2 separate regions of the Homo sapiens genome follow, and region 2 is linked to region 1. Evidence: chromatin loops called from intact Hi-C (ENCODE). Cell type or tissue: MCF 10A. All regions are shown on one strand. Links, peaks and the distances in the headings refer to the core of each region. The heading gives the core; the rest is flanking DNA. Region 1 overlaps LOC107987079 (a long non-coding RNA gene). Region 2 has its middle 320 kb from the start of CEMIP2.

What was found. Peaks named below come from ENCODE experiments on the same cell type or tissue, not always from the same donor. Only the 100,000 strongest peaks of a DNase experiment are listed, where the experiment ranks them.
Region 2: it touches region 1 in a loop (2.4-fold over the local background); 2 of 110 quality-filtered maps call a loop at or near these places.

The regions. Positions count from the first base shown.
Region 1 is chr9:71,280,872-71,289,217 of GRCh38, forward strand. LOC107987079 (a long non-coding RNA gene) reads right to left here. Exons shown (of 4, transcript XR_001746718.1): 4 at 1,570-2,152. It also overlaps a transcript of TRPM3 not described here. Among named protein-coding and RNA genes, the nearest start is that of TRPM3, 160 kb to the left of the region's middle. In MCF 10A, for the core only: a CTCF peak has its summit at 4,456 (motif pointing right); a DNase peak (open chromatin) is centred at 4,460.
Region 2 is chr9:71,442,845-71,451,190 of GRCh38, forward strand. It overlaps a transcript of TRPM3 not described here. Among named protein-coding and RNA genes, the nearest start is that of CEMIP2, 320 kb to the right of the region's middle. In MCF 10A, for the core only: no CTCF peak of the experiment used is centred there; a DNase peak (open chromatin) is centred at 3,757.

The DNA.
Region 1 (8,346 bases), core at 231-8,230:
ATATCTACATTCATTCCCCTATTATTCTCTATTTCAGCATCCTATTTGCTTCCATTATAGCATTTATCAGATTCACTTGACTGTTCAGATGTTTTTTGTTGTTTTTCCCTAGGTTGATAGTAAGCTCTGTGCAGGCAAAGACCACATGTGTCTTGTTCACCACTGTGTCCCCAGCACCTGGAAAGTGGCTGGTATATAAGACATTCTTAATAAATATTTGCTGAAATGGATAGTGAATATCCTGGAGGAAGAGGCACTCTCACAGACAAGTCAGAACCACAAAAGCAAAGTCGGGAGGTGTGTCAAAGTGACAAGGACCAACCCTGGTTTTTCAAGGTTAGCCTGTGTCATGGAAGAAGCTGAGAAAACAACAGCAATTCAGGACACACGGGATAAAGAAGAGGCAAACTTTAGCAGTGGGACAGTGACAGAGTTGAATGACCATTAAGAACAGTTCATAAGCACCTGGACCCACTTACAGGATCAGGTTAGAGCTTGAGTCACCTTACATCCAAATCACTTGCCCCCAACTGCTACCATCTATTTTATTCACATATTTTGTTTGCTTTCTGGAATAAGGCTCCTTGGGAAAGCATTTTGTTCATTGCTGTCTCCCCAGGTACAGTATCTAGTACATGGAATCCGCTCAATATATTTGAATTAATTCTGCTGGTGGGAGTTTAGAGCCACGTCTGTCTTTCTGTCCTTTTCATTGCTGTCTACAGCATTTTAAGTACACTCTTCCTAAACTGAGGAGTTATACTTTTCATATTATTTTAGAATTTGCTGGATTCCTAAGCAATCATATTAATTTCTTATTAAATTCATAAAAATTACAGGAGAAAACCACATTTGAGTGTACATTAACATCCTCAACAATGGTAAGGTACTGTAGATATGAAAATTGTGGCCAGGTGCGGTGGATCACACCTGTAATCCCAGCACTTTGGGAGGCCAAGGTGGGCAGATCACCTGAGATTGGAAGTTCGAGACCAGCCTGACCAACATGGAGAAACCCCGTCTCTACTAAAAGTACAAAATTAGCCAGGCGTGGTGGCACATGCCTGTAATCCTGGCTACTCGGGAGGCTGAGGCAGGAGAATCACTTGAACCTGGGAGGCAGAGGTTGTGGCAAGCCAAGACCACAACATTGCTCTCCAGCCTGGGCAACAAGGGCAAAACAGAAAGAGAGAAAGAAAGGAAAGAAAGGAAAGAAAGAGAGAAAGAAAGAAAAGAAAGAAAGAAAAAGAAAGAACGAAAGAAAGAAAGAAAGGAAAGAAAGAAAGGAAAAGAAAGAATGAAAGAAAGAAAGAAAGGAAAGAAAGAATGAAAGAAAGAAAGAAAGGAAAGAAAGAAAGAAAAAGAAAGAATGAAAGAAAGAAAGAAAGGAAAGAAAGAGAGAAAGAAAGAAAAGAAAGAAAGAAAAAGAAAGAACGAAAGAAAGAAAGAAAGGAAAGAAAGAGAGAAAGAAAGAAAAGAAAGAAAGAAAAAGAAAGAATGAAAGAAAGAAAGAAAGGAAAGAAAGAAAGGAAAAGAAAGAAAAAGAAAAAGAAAGAAAAAAAGAAAGAGAAAATTGTAACTAAACAAAGGCTCACTCACCCCAAGCAGGTAAAAGGGTAGTGCTATTTTTAAAAACAAGAGGTATGCCAAAGCACTACAAAGTCTGTGCATATTTATGTTTAAACTTCAAGTAAAATTGTTATTTTTTTTAGAAGTCTGTTGTTGGAAACATCTGTGAGCACCATCTGTATAGGAATTTAAAGTTAAAATTAATGGCATGCTCTTTCTTGTTTAAGACTCACCAGCATGAGAACTTAAACCATAGGAGAGATGTTCTTACTTAGGAATATTACTGCCCTGCCCACTATCCTCTCCCAATGTAAAATAACTCATTTACTAACTGAAATATCATCAGACTCTACAAGTGGCTGATGTGACTAGATATCTTTAAGTCAATAAGACCTAAGGTATGTGTGTATGCTACCAGCTTTACCAGCTACCTTGAACTTGTAAGAATGTCTGTCCCTACCCCTCGGGGCACCGCTGGACGACCATTCTTTCTCAGTCTCACTTTTAGGCCTTCTTTCCTCCTTTCTAGTGCTTCCCAAGGTGCCATATCGTGATCCTTCACTCTTATTCCTTTCTTGGACTCCTATCAAATTGTGGTAAAATACACGTCACATAAAATTTACCATCTTAACCATATTTAATTGTACAGTTTAGTCTGTATTAAACGATTCCCCCATTCACTCCTCCTCCAAGTCCTTGGAAACCATCATTTTACTTTCCATTTCTATAACTCTATTACTGATACTTCATGTAAGTGGAACCATGCAGTATTTGTGTTTTTGTCATTGGCTTGTTTTACTTAGCATGATGTCCTTAAACTTCCTCCATGCTGTAGCATGTGTCAGCATTTCTTTCTTTCTTTTTCTTTCTTTCTTTTTGGAGACAGAGTTTCGCTCTGTTGCCCAGGCTGCAGTGGTGTGATCTTGGCTCACTGCAAGCTGTGCCTCCCGGGTTCACGCCATTCTCCTGCCTCAGCCTCCCGAGTAGCTGGGACTACAGGCACCCACCACCACGCCTGGCTGATTTTTTGCATTTTTTTTTTCTTAGTAGAGATGGGGTTTCACCGTGTTAGCCAGGATGGTCTCAATCTCCTGACCTCGTGATCCCCCGCCTTGGCCTCCCAAAGTGCTGGGATTACTGGCATGAGCCACCATGTCCGGCCTCCTTCCTTTTTAAAGCTAAATCGTATCCCATTGTATTTATATACCACGTTTTGTTTATCCATTCATCTGTTGGTGGGCACTTGGGTATCACAAATAATGCTGTTTTGAACGTGGCTTTGCAAATATTTCTTCAAGATTCTGCTTTCAATTCTTTTGGATCTATACCCAGCTCTATTCTTACATTTTTAACTACCACCCCTCTTCAGGAGTTTCAAATTACAAGTCAAGTGCCCTATCTAATATACCAACATCTATGTGAGTTCAGATACTGTCTTCTGAGAGTTATGTTTCATAATTGTGTCTATGTTCCTCCTTTTTAAACGCATTAATCTGTCCCACTTCCTACCGCCAGTGGGTTTCCTCAGGGAATTCTGACAGTTAGACAATATATTAGGGAGGCAGAATGCCTGATATGAGCCCTGGTTCTGCCACTTGCTAGCTAAATGACCCTGGGAAACTTATTTAACCTTTGTGGTCCTTAGTGTTCTCACCTGTAGTACCAGCTTCAATGGGTTTTTTACCAGGATAAAGGAAATAATATATGGAAAGTACATGCACTAGCATGATACATAGACCAGTGCCTGAAATGTCATAAAAGCAAACCTAAAAGCTAGCTACTATTTTTCTGGATTTTAAGTTAAAATAATTTATACTTGCCAACATAAAATTAACTTCCATTTCAACTTAAAAGACATCTAGTGATTCAGGATAATCATCCAGAGTTTTTAATCCTTCAGGTAGTTTGTCTCAATATTGGGAGAGATCAAGAAGCTCAATCTAAGTTTTTCTTTAAAATCAGCCATCCTTATATGTGAAGAAAACGTGGAGAATACAACACTTGATCTGTCTAATGGCCTAGGAGACTCGATCAGATGGCCTTACAGGTTGTCTCTCAGCTCGCCTCTCAGAATCTGAGCCTAATAAACGCAGTACTGTTATATTAGCTTGTTATTCTTTTAAGTGGTGAGGTCACACATTTCTGATAAAAAAGATTTCTAATTATGGGACACACCTATTTATATAGGTAAGCCATAAATTAGTAGAATTGACCATGCTGATCATTAGAATACTTTCTTCTGGTTAGTGAGGGAAATGTTATTCACTAACATTTACTAACTTTGCACTTTACCATAACTCAATTAAGATTTTATAAGCTAAAGACTAATGTATTCTACATTACTTAGTCTATACAGTTCAAAACTCAGCTAGGAAATAAAAAAGGCTATTCACTCTGCAAAATGCTATAAAAGCTAGAATAACTATTCCTAAGAAAGAATTGTGAATTAAGTCTGAATTTTGTATCACACTTACAAAGTATATTACATTTTTTGTTCAAAATAACTTTTATAGACTAAAAAGCTGCAATTCTCAAACATTTTAAAAAATACATTTTCCATAATTTCAATTTTAATTAAAATCAGCAAACATAGAACAGGTAAATCCAGAGGCAAATTTACCATGAAATTCATGAAACTTGGGAGATGGGAAAGAACTCTAGTAATGTGTTTACATATTTGCATGTTTTTGTAACACTTACCTAAGTAAGATATTTTACATTTTCTTCTAAAAGTGCCCATCCAGTCTAAAACTGTATAAGCTTTAGGCCCCACTGAACCCTAACTCCTCCAATCCTGCCTGGGTGTGCACCATGTTATCTGACGGTTAGAAATAATTAAATCTTTCCCATTGCTGTTCAAATTACCTGCATTCTCACTAGCATCCACTAGAGGGTCGTAGCTGCACTATGTAAAGAGATGGCCTTTGCCTCTTTTTCTTCCTATTCTTTTTTGTGTACCCAAACAAGCAAGGAAACACTGAGCAAACAGTATAGTCCTCAGAGTTGAAAAGCTGCCTATTAGCTCGAACTGTTGCCATCGAGAGACTGATGTGGCAGAAATGTCTTGCTCTGTTTCCGAGGCTGCCGATCCGTTCACTTGGCAAACTCCAGAGAAACAAGGCCCAGCACGCCCCAGTTTAACAAAGTTGAATAAAAGGCCATTTCATCTCAGGGCTACTTAGTCCAAATCAAATAATGCTTAAGCTATTTGGTCCAAGCCAGCTCAAGTGCTCAGACATCATACAAGGCTTTCTTGGCTGAGAAGAAGCACCACCACCACCAGTCGCTGCACACATTTAGCTTGTTCCTGCTGTTTTCACCAGCCTAACTTCCCAGCTGGAGTAGGTACCAAATTCAAAATCAAGCTTCACTGAGGACTATCACCTAGACTCCCCTTGACCAATCACTCTACAGGTGCAAATTAATCCATTATGCGCTGTAATTTCCAAACAGTGGCATATCCATTTTACATAAGCAGGAAGACTTATAATGTCACAGCACAAAATTATTCATATTTGTCTATAACTTTCCTTCAAATCCTCATTTTCTCCTATTTTTATTTAATGCAAAAAGCCATGTGATTTTCAGGGAAAGAAAAAAGTGATTCATTTCTGAAAACCTATAAGCCATAAAATCAAGGGCTCCACATCTGTTTGAGAAAGTCTGACAATTGTTTCTGAGATCTTCAGAATTTCCTTTCATAAGGTAGCGAGGTATGGGAATCACCGCAATTTTGTGAGGTGTCATCAGACCAGGTTTAGTAGTTTTGTAGTTTCCCAATCAACTTGTTGATAAATCATGATTAACAATTCAGGAAACTCATATTAGACAATAGTAATTCAAATTAAGCTAAACCGGGGGAGGGCATGTAATTTATTTGGATTTGCAATCTGTCTGTTGCAAGGAGCCAGAATCGTGCTGTGATTTGCCCTTCATGTGCAAAGCTCATTTTGCAAAATCCATCTTCCATAGAGAGGGAAAATCTCAACCCAGAGAATCTAGCCCATTAATACATTAATTCTTTAATACATCACTAACCAAACTAGCTTTTTGGTCATTTGTGACCAAAGGAGTTACAATGAGTGTGGAAGACTGGGACAGGAAAAGAGATATTCACTGGAATCAGGAAATAACAAGTTTACTACTTTTAACTTAGGAGGTTAGCAATGGAAAACCCATATTTAGGGAGAACAGGCAAAAGGAAATAGAAGTCAGTACAATACATTCTATTCAATTCCACCTGGAATACTACTGATAAAAATCACGTATTAAATAACCTAGCCATTGTCAGCTTCTCGGATTCAATCTTGTACCAATCTACCCCTTGTTTGTTGTGTTTCAGCTATACTGGTCTTTTTCCTGTTTTTCAAAATGCCAACCCCTTCCGCCTGCCTGGATTGTTTTCTCACATCTTCAGATGCCTCACATTGTTTAATTCAAACCTCAAATATCACCTCTCACAGAAGCATTCTTTGACCACGATATACTTTTATATATATATAATTTATATTTTATATAAATTATATATAATATAATTATATTATATAATTATATTATATAATATACAACATATAATATAGTATATAATATATAACATATTGTATTATATACTATATTATATAATTTATATATTATATATAAATTATATTATATGATATAATATAAAATTGTATAAAATATATGGTAATATATAATAAAAATATATAAATAATAAATATATGTATATAAAATAACATAATAAGATAGTATCGGGATGCCCATCCTCTGGAGATTTACCATCTAATTTGAGAAATACATTGTGTAAGAGAAACAATACCTGTATGTATTGTACAAATGCCAAGAAGAGGCAGAAATAGAATAGTTCACAGGAGAAGCAATGACTTGCCTTACCTTCTGAAGTCTCAGGCATTTCAGAATATACACCAATGAGCTTTCATGGCTGCATATAAGATTTTTATACTGGCAATCACTATGAGGCTGTCCCACAAATTCCATCCTATTTGGGGTAATTTATCTGTACTCATGGTAACAGATAAGATGTTGTATAAATGCTGAGCAACTTCAGGAAAGTGGAAATATTACTAGCGTAGGCTCTCAGTTTGGAGGGTACAGAAGAAGGCCTTCAAAATTCAACTGCTGGACTTCAATGTACAAAAAAACTACAACTCCAGAATTACAGAATGTGTCATTTACTCAGAAAAAAAAAAAAAGCCTGGACTATTAATGCTATAATACAATTGATATACAGCCATGCACTGTATATATCAATTGAATAAGATATTTTGTTTCTCACAGCAGCAACATAAGACCTATACATGTGTTATTTTCATTAACCCATTTAATAAATGAGGAAATGGTAATTAGAGAGGCTAAGCAATGCGCCCGATGTCACATACGCAGTAACAGCTGGAATTTGGATTTTGGAAGCAGCTACTGTAAAATTGAGGTAGCAATTCTTATTAAACCCTTGCTCAGTTTGCTCAGATATTTACAGGTATTACAAAATACAGGTACCAATGAGCCTGAACTTAAACTTCTAGAGGGCAGCAGATCTGTGTTAACTACCCCTTATCAATTTAGAATTGGACTCAGTCACAGAAAATACTACATATTAAATATTTTTAAAATGTTAAATATTTTTTGTTGGCTTGATGGAAGTTTTACAACATTTGCTTTCTTAAAGTCAAGGTTTTCCCCATTATTCCTTGCTCTAAACCCCGATATTAAATTTATATTAAATATATTTTTAACTTATAATATTTAATATCATAATTATGATATTAAAACAAAAGATACCTTAGTGAATAGAAGGAGAAGGCATGTTAGCATCTCATAATATTGTCTACGATAAACGCTATTTTCTGGATGTAGAGCTAAAACTGTTCGATTATTAACAAAATTATAATGTACTGTTTACACATAGCATTATTTTTCATATGTGTATATATACACATACACATATGTGCACATGTGTATATACAGGGAGACAAACAGACAAAGTTCATCTGAGTATGACAGAAAGTTCCCTATTGAAAAATATATACGTTTTGCTTCTAGTAGCATAGCAGACTAGTTTTACACATGCACACACAAAAACCACACAAACACACATACCAACTCAGTAACAAGGAAGAACTAAAAATGGTGGAACTTTTTAAAAGGCATTTTCACACAGAGCTGAGTTATTAGGGAAATGAGGAGAATTCCTTGGAGGCCAGAAATGACAAAGGGTGGACACAGAGAGGTACACAGCACTGAAGCCAGTGTTTACTCTGGGTACATCAGCCAATCCTGAGTTGACTCAGAGTCTAGATTTTTAAAGAAAATCAAAGAAAAAAGTTGAGGGCCCAACAGATAGGCAGTCAGACAGAAGACCTGCAGATATGAAACTGGAAGCTCCCAATGGTTGAGCTACAAAAATAAAACCTCCTGTAGAGAGAGACAGTGGGGCATGCATATCTCCTTGGTTTTGACTCTAGGTGGAAATAGGGGGGAAAAAAAATTCCCAAGACTTTCTAACTGCAAGTCCAGTTGTGTTTTGGGAGAACACAATTTACACAATGTAACTGGCTCAACAGTCCCTCATATACACATTTATTTTAAAGATGTAATGGACGTGTAGCACCTCTAATGCCACACACAAAGCAAATTCAAATCCTCTCTGGAAGAACACACTTTAACACTTAAAAAGGCATCACAAAATATGTAACAAAACAGTGAGAGAGAGAGAGAGAGAGAGAGACAGCAGAAAACGCTAACTGCAGGATTTATCTTGCA
Region 2 (8,346 bases), core at 86-8,085, 160 kb after region 1:
TTCTGCACAGATAGAATCAAAACAAATAGCAGGAATAACAAGAACAATAATTCACAAAGAAATATGAAATCCAAATCTTATAGAATGGAGACAAAGAAGTCTTAAATTACTTTTATACCTATTGACCAATTCAACACAGACAGTATTTAAAACATTAATATCCAGAAACTTAATTTGATATCTGAATTTCAAATGTATAACTTTCATAATAATAAAACTATGAAATTAATATACAACATCTTTACATTTACTAAAAAACAGTTTAGATTTGAAAAATGACCTATGACGCAATCTCAGAAAGGAACAATTTCCAAGGAATGAATATAATTAAATACCACTTTACCGTATCGGAATTTTATGATTTGGGGTGTAATTTAATATTGTAGATTAATGGATTATAGCAAAGCAACATGAATTCATAAAGCTTCCATTGTAAACCATGAAGCCTTAAAATATGGGAGAGAAGATGTTTCCTGAATTACAAAAATGGAAAAAAAAAAAAGTCTTTTCAAATCAACAAGGATTGATTTGTTAGACACACCCACTATTGTGGTCCAGAACTTGAGAACATGCATTTTAAATGCCACTATTAGGACACAGAACAGCTGCCCCTTCCTTCAGCTATTGCACAGGGCAGCACTGCTTCTGCCTGTCACCAGAACAGAAGCAGATCCAAGTGGGCAGTGGCAGGGATAGCACACATTTTCTACTGTAGGCCTGCCATACTCCATAAGAGCATCAAGACTTCATTTACTCCAAAGAGACTTCCAGAAATGCAACTTTTGGGTTTCTAAGATTAGCGTCAAAATCATGGAGTTACCCAACCTCTAAGAAAACCCCTACATATTTAGTGATAAGTAGGTAGGAAATCTAACTGTCAAAGTCAAGTCAAGCCGACCTCCCCTACACTTTACATACCAAAAGAGCATGCCTCAGATCATGAATAAAGTCTTTCTGGATACCAGGAGTATAGCAGAACTCTCCTTACTAAAGAAAATATCTTCTATTAATTATGATGTATGCAATGCTTTGTTGCTAGTGAAAATGAAAACTAGGTCAGGCACGGTGGCTCATACCTGTAATCCCAGCACTTCGGGAGGCCAAGGCGGGCAGATCACGAGGTCAGGAGATCGAGACCATCCTGGCCAACATGGTGAAACCCCATCTCTACCAAAAATACAAAAATTAGCTGGGTGTGGTGGTGCGTGCCTATAATCCCAGCTACTCAGGAGGCTGAGGCAGGAGAATCACTTGAACCAGGGAGGCGGAAGTTGCAGTGAGCCAAGATTGTGCCACTGCACTCCAGCCTGGCGACAGAGCAAGAATACATCTCAAAAAAAAAAAAAAAAAAACTAATACAATCATTCCCCTTGAGGACAGAGTCATGGACTATATCATTCCCTCGGAATAACTTTAACTGGAAGTGATTTCAAGAATCCAACTAAAGCAGAGAAGAGAGTAACAAATGTCACATTAAAAAAACAATTATTTTATATTCTCAAAAGAAAAAAGATTTATGAAAGCCCCCATGTTTTACTATTAATCAAATTTTTCCACATTTTTCTATTTTGTCTTCAAAAGACAGAGTGAACCCCTCATATTTTCTTTGTCAGGATGGATACCACAATATTTTGGGGACAACACATAATGAATAAGATTCACAGCTACATTATGGAATATCTTATTTATTCATAAGAATAAATAAAGAACAGCATTAATCATATTAACTGCTTTAATCTTTACAGGTTAGGCTATTTTTTAACAGCTCACTTTAAGGGAGAGAAAAAATCTTACATTAAAGATTAAAAACTTTTATAAGCATGTCTGCTATAAGCATTATGATTTCCTTCCTCCTGTTTGCATAGATAAGTTGGGTGTCTCACTTACAAATGAAGTCAAAACTCTTTGTTAACAACTATAGAATCAAACCTTGGTTCAAAACCACCATCTTAGCTCTAAGATTTACAAAACCTCACTATCTTTGTTTAAAACACTGATAATTAAAAATTATAGCTAGAAGCACTTATTATTAGGGTTTTAGAAGAAAATCAATATCAAACTTGCCATGCAATGTGAGAATAAGCACAGGCTTTTGCCTTAACTGGTTTTTAACTGAATTACTAATGTTTCAATTAACAAGTACTACAGAGAACTACAGCACCATCATCACCCTTAGCAAACAGGAGGACATAGTTACTTTTCCAGATGTCTCTGGTTGTCATGGTACCCTCTTAGGCTCTTTTCCCACATTTTTATTCTAGGTAACAAACCTGCAATCATTTACTCTAACTTATAACATAGTTATATGAAGATTTTATATGTTCCTGATATAGACTGTGCACACACCTGTTGAACAGAATAAAAAATGCAGCATAAGAAGTTCCTTAGATTAACACTTAGACTTCCTATTAAAAAGAGGATTGAATTTTTAGTTCACATACTTGATAAAAAACAGATGTCATGAATTTTATATTTTCCACATAATTTATTTCAGAAAAACCTATCTTCAGATTAATATTCTTTTGTAAAAAATATTTTCGAGTACACATTTCTAAACAATATTTCTACACCTGAAGTAAAATCACTTGCCTTTTTAGCGGTGCTATACCCATATTTAGATGAAAAAACCTGCTCACAAAAAACATTAAGTATTTGAGAAAAATACCTGAAATTTCATAACATTTTTGTAAACAAGCAACCAAAATAAACACACCAAAAATTTCAAATGTTTATATTACATTCTGTGGAAGTAATGTTTAAACATCTTACTTTTCAGGGATTAATTTTTATCCTTCAATGACGACTTCCCAAAAACAGAGCAGGGTAACATTAATCACGCTGTGGGATCAATGCTTATGTACCATTCTCTCTTTTAATTAAATCAAAGTCTCTTCAATATACAACATCTGCTGTCAAGCCCTTTGGATGTAAAACAAATACACACACACAAACACACACACAGGCTGGTATTCTTAATGATGTTTGGGAAGTTAAAAGTGGTGTATCCTCCTTCCCCAGGAGCAACAGGAGGACTTTGCACTCTCTTCTAGAACAGCGTTCTCTCCCTCTGGGATAAAGGAAAACATAATATTCACATACTCAAAATGCAAATGCAGCTAAAGTTTTTTATCAACTGCACTTCTCTACACACATATGATGCCTATATTAATTTCACTGGAGTGCTTTTATTGCACTAATTAGACAGTGAAGAGGAGCTGACACATGGGAAAACTTGTCTGAACGCTGTATATGTTAAGCAGTAGGATTACAAGCACCTGGGATATTCTTGCTATTCTCTGTATGCAAATGACATCCTGCAAACAATTAAACGCTCCCATTAAAATGGTGGGGGTGTGGGATGGAAAGAGCAAGTGCTAAGAGAGTAAAAATATGGCATGCCCTTTCTATTCCGCCCTCATTCAGCGGAGGCCGAGTACCTTCGACATGCTGCACAGACAGACCCTTGGGAACGTACACAGGAGTCACAATACACTCGACAACGTCTCACACGCTCTGTTAACTGCAAAACTCTTATGATCTAACAGCGAGCCCCCTCGCCTCTCGAACATGTTTTCAATTTTTGCAGAGCCGCCAGAGACGTCAGGAGACCCTCCCCTGCTGAAGGGAGGGAAGACGTTCCTTCTCGCCCTTCCTCACAGCCCCCAGCACTCTATTTCATTAGAAGCGGCGCCACAAGTTCCCTGGCTCTCACCCTTAGGGAGGCAAGTTCAGCACCATGGAAAGGGCTCAAGTCGCGTGCGAAGGGAGAAAAGAAAGCAAAGACTGGGGCTCTCCCCCGGCCACTCACCGGCGTCTGCTGCGACGGGAGTCCCGAGCGTTTGGTGGACCCCTGCTTGGAACTTAACCTTTTCCACGACTCGGCAAACCTGCCCCGGCTGGCGCTCCGGCTGCGTCTGCGGCTCTCCGCGTTGTCCTCGCGGTCGGAGCAGCCCCGCTCCATTTCCGCCGCATCCCTCCACTTCTTCCCCATGAGAAGTTCGCCTCCCTCGGCCGGGAAACAGCCCAGCGCCGAGCGCTCTCGCTGGCTCCTCGCCGCGGGTCTCCCTCCAGCCTGCGCGCGGCTCTCGGTTGGCGCTGCCTTTGCCTCCGCCGGCTCCTGCCAGAGCCCCGCGCTCCGTTACCGCCGCCGCCACCAGGCTGCGCTTGCGCCCGCGATTGGCTCAACTGTGGGCTGGGGCTGCGAGCGCCACCTGCGCCCGAGCCAGCTTTCTTTTGCGTCCCCAAATTGCTCTCCACCCGGCAGCCGCCGCCTTCTCTGGAGAGTGCAGGGCCCACGCCTGAGGCTGTTGATGCGCCGCAGGGTAGCGCTCCCAGCGGTCACCTCACCCTGCCCAGGACCCCAGACCAGGGGACCCACTTCCCCCCACCCCGAGCTGCGTGTGGAAGCCTAGGTTACCCGCACTGGATGGGTGGAGACTGCAGTTGACTTAGAAAAAGACAGGAAGGGGCAACTTTGTTCTTCCTGCTCCCTTTCTTCCCCTCTCTCTGCAACAACAACTCGCTCCTAAGTATCCTTGGGGAGAGTGGAGCTTCATCCCCTTGTCAGATGCCGCACTTATTTCTTCTCCAGCTTGCTCAGACTAGCCCACTGGGTCTCAGACTTGGCTGCACACTGGAGTTACCTGGATCTTTTTTCTCTTTCTCTTTTTTAAATGGTGATATTCCCCAGAGTCTAATTTAATTGGCCTGGCTGTGGCCTGGGAATCAGGATATTTAAAAGCTCCCAAGGTGATTCTAGCTGCTCCATCCCCATCAGCAATTAAGGGCCTTCAAGGGCCTGTACTGTGGCGGTAAGGCAGAGGAGGATTCTTGGGAAGGGAAGGCTGTTACTTCTCCTTACCTCAACTCATTTCTCTTTCCGGGGTAGGAATGGGGTATTCAGTTTCCCCTCTCACCCTGGGCGGTTAAGCAGCGAGGAGGACATGAGACGGATTCGTGGTGGAGCTCCTGTGTGTTGTGTATTCTGTGACCCCTGCACCTTGTTGTTCTTTCATGTTTTTGCCTTCTGCTCATTAGGACAGCCGGCTGGCCCTCATGAGTTTTGTGTCAGTTATTTTACCAGACTGAGCTGTCCACATGTCCTTGATCAAATGAGAGAGGGCAGTTGGGGGCATCACAAATTAACAAAACCTGAAAACAATGGCTTTACTCACCATTAAAGGGAGTGATGCCTAAAATCTCTCCCGGTTGAAAAGGGCCGTCTGGTTGCTTATCTGTTGCAATGGCAACAGATGTATTTTCATTTCTTTCTGAAATCAAGCATTCTCTGTCCTATTTGAATATTGCCAGATCTTCCCAGGAGGCAAAGGTGAAGAAGGATTAAGAGGGAAGGGGAGAGGGTGAGAAATGCTGTGGGAAAATTGGTGTTGTGGCACTAGCTGTAAAAATCATAATCTGAGTTGCAGTGGTCAGTGTGATTAAGCAGAGGTTCTGAAACTGGCTAGTTTACGGGAATGGAATACAGAGCTCTAAAATCCCACAGCTGTGCCCCTGTGTGTAGTGTTACATGAATATTAATCCTGCCATTTTAAGTAAAAGAGACTCACAGGGCATACATCCTATCTTTTTAAACAACCCTCTGTGTCTAGAAATCACACACCCATATTAAACAAAATAAGACTCTAAACAATGTTTGCAGCACACAACGCCATTTAATGAGAAAACCACAGGCTCCATTTCACATTTTCTCACTCCCTATCTAAGTTCATGGATTTGAAATTATTAGTGACATTTCATGGAAATACCGTAATTTAGTCCAGATTCCTCCCCCTCGCAAAAACAAATCAAAATGATTATGCTTAGTTTACAAAATTACACAGGTATGAAAACCAAATACCAACTAGGGGGTAGAATAAAAGTCAGCATATTATTCCTTAAAGTAAACATTTACTTTTTCCTTTAGTTGCTTACAAAGGGGTATATCGGTATGACTATATAAATTCCCTAAGAGATGAAAAGCCTGTGTTTTAACCTGGATGCCTTGAAAGTTCACTCTTTAGGTATATCAAGATATACCTAAACAGATATATCAAGGCACATCATCCAAGAACATTCACTGTGCAGGGCCAAGAGACCCTGGTTCACCCACATCCACCCATGAAGGGGAAAATGACCCTGCCATAAAGGGTATCTGTCATGAAAGACTGTTCCAGCACATCAGTGCATACTCAGAGCAACTGATGAGATTTTTAGATGTACTTAGAAAAATGTAATGATGAGTAGTGACTGCATGTGTCATATTTTTTAGCTGTTCAGTCTAAAAATGAGCTTTCAATTGCCCTTCTCTTAAAGCACTGTTTTTAAAGGCTTGTTTGAAGATGATCTCTGCATTTCTTTTTTGCACTTGACAGGTACCAAAAATGTCTTGGAACTGCATATGAGGCTAAATTAGATGTGATTGTAGGCAACCAGAAAACTGACCCTTTCCTCTTCTGATATTCATTTGTCTTTCCAAAGTTCCTAATAGCCAGAAACTGGAAGAATAAAGTGAAAGTCTATCATATTTTTTACAAAATTAATGGAGAATCACAGCACCAAAGCTAAGAACACATTGAAAATCACCAGCATTCAAATTCTGGAATACACGTTAGAAGCCATTTCTAGAGCAACTTAGCTTTACTAGAGAAGAGTCACTGCAATTACAAAAGGTGGATGTTAATAAATTTCAAAAGGTAAATGGGAAGTAGGGCATAAACCTTTTTTTCTTCATAGTCTCTAGGCATTAAATAATGTGCAAATTAATGTGGTAAGATTAAAGCAAAAATTACCATACTGTTAAATAATAGCTATTCTTTGTAAAATGAAAAGCAAATATATAAATTTTATTTGTATATCAATCAAAATATAACATTTTGAAATATTCTGAAAAGTAAACTTTAAATAGTATTCTAAAAACCACAAAAAAAGATCTCAACACACTGTCAAATGTCAACAGTCCTCTGTTAGCCCTAGGTACTCTTTGATCTGAAGTTTACATGGTTCTACTAGTCTGTGAATGAATTAATAATCAGAAGAAACTCTTGAAACCCCATTTGCTCTAGGTATGCAGTCATGTGCTTCACTGCAAAAGAGTTTATAGGAAATATATATTCCTTTGGTTATCTCTAGGACATGAAAACCCAAAGGTATACCCGGGAACTAACTTAACCCAGCAAAGTGTGAAAGGGGAGGGCAAACAGAGAAAATAATCAAAGCTGCAAATTAATGTTGATCCAAAAATTTCTCCTTGTGAAATAAGAGAATATAAACCATATTTCATCAACTTTAACACCTTCAATTTTTCAGAGAGGGTAAACCTCTCTGAAATCAGGATGCATTTTATCATAGATGGTATCTCAGATTCAGTGTAATGCAGCATATTGATTCATAGAGTCTCGGAGTGAAATAGACATTAATAGATCTGACTTTAAAAATCCAACAAGCTACCATTAACTCTCTTCCTACACAATCAGCCTTTGGCATTAGATATCCTCTTTCTCATAAGCAGAGCATTTCCTTGTAAAACAGCTTTAAGCATTAGAAAGCCCATTCTTATAAACTAAGCTGAACCCCAAGCCTTCTACCTTTATTTTAAATTCTGGTGGGGGGTTGGAGTCACACTATTTAAACAAGTGTTCCTCATGATAATCATCAAGTAATTGAGACAGTCTTTAAAGTCCCCTAAAATTTCTCTTTTATTAAGCTAAACAATGTGTGGCTTTTTCTGTCAAGTCCTTACACACATTGGGGAACAAAGTAAGAGTCAGCACCCTCACATAGTAAGATAAATTGGAAAATGGTGGGTGTTCAATGAATCTGGAGCAACTACTTTGTGAATTCACTAAAAGCTTAATCACTATGACTAGACTCACTGTGAAGTGGGATTAGTCAATACCTACAAAGCAGGAGATAGGATGCAGAATTTGTGTTTAGTCATAATTAAATTCTCTTCTGCAGACCTGAGGGCTGAGACCCACAGAAACCAAAAAGCATGAGAGTTGAAACAGTTATTCCTGTAACTCAAGCAAAAAAATCTCCCAAAGCCCATGACTATTAATCAAGAAAAGGAATAATGGGGTTATCTTGGTTTAAGTAAATTGGCCATCTATGTGGATGAAATTATCTGGGTATAGCTATGGGAAAATTATACTCCCTTTTAGGAAAAAAACAATCTCATATATTCCCTGCGGCATCTGTTGACAAGTCTTCAATGGTTACACATCCTGTCAAGTCCTCCCAGCAGAAGTCACTGCAGGCCAGAGAACCTGGCTACACAAGTTCACTCTTTTCTTTTCCTCTTCCTCCATTTTTTCCCTCCTTCCTTCCCTCTCATTTTTTCTTCCTTTC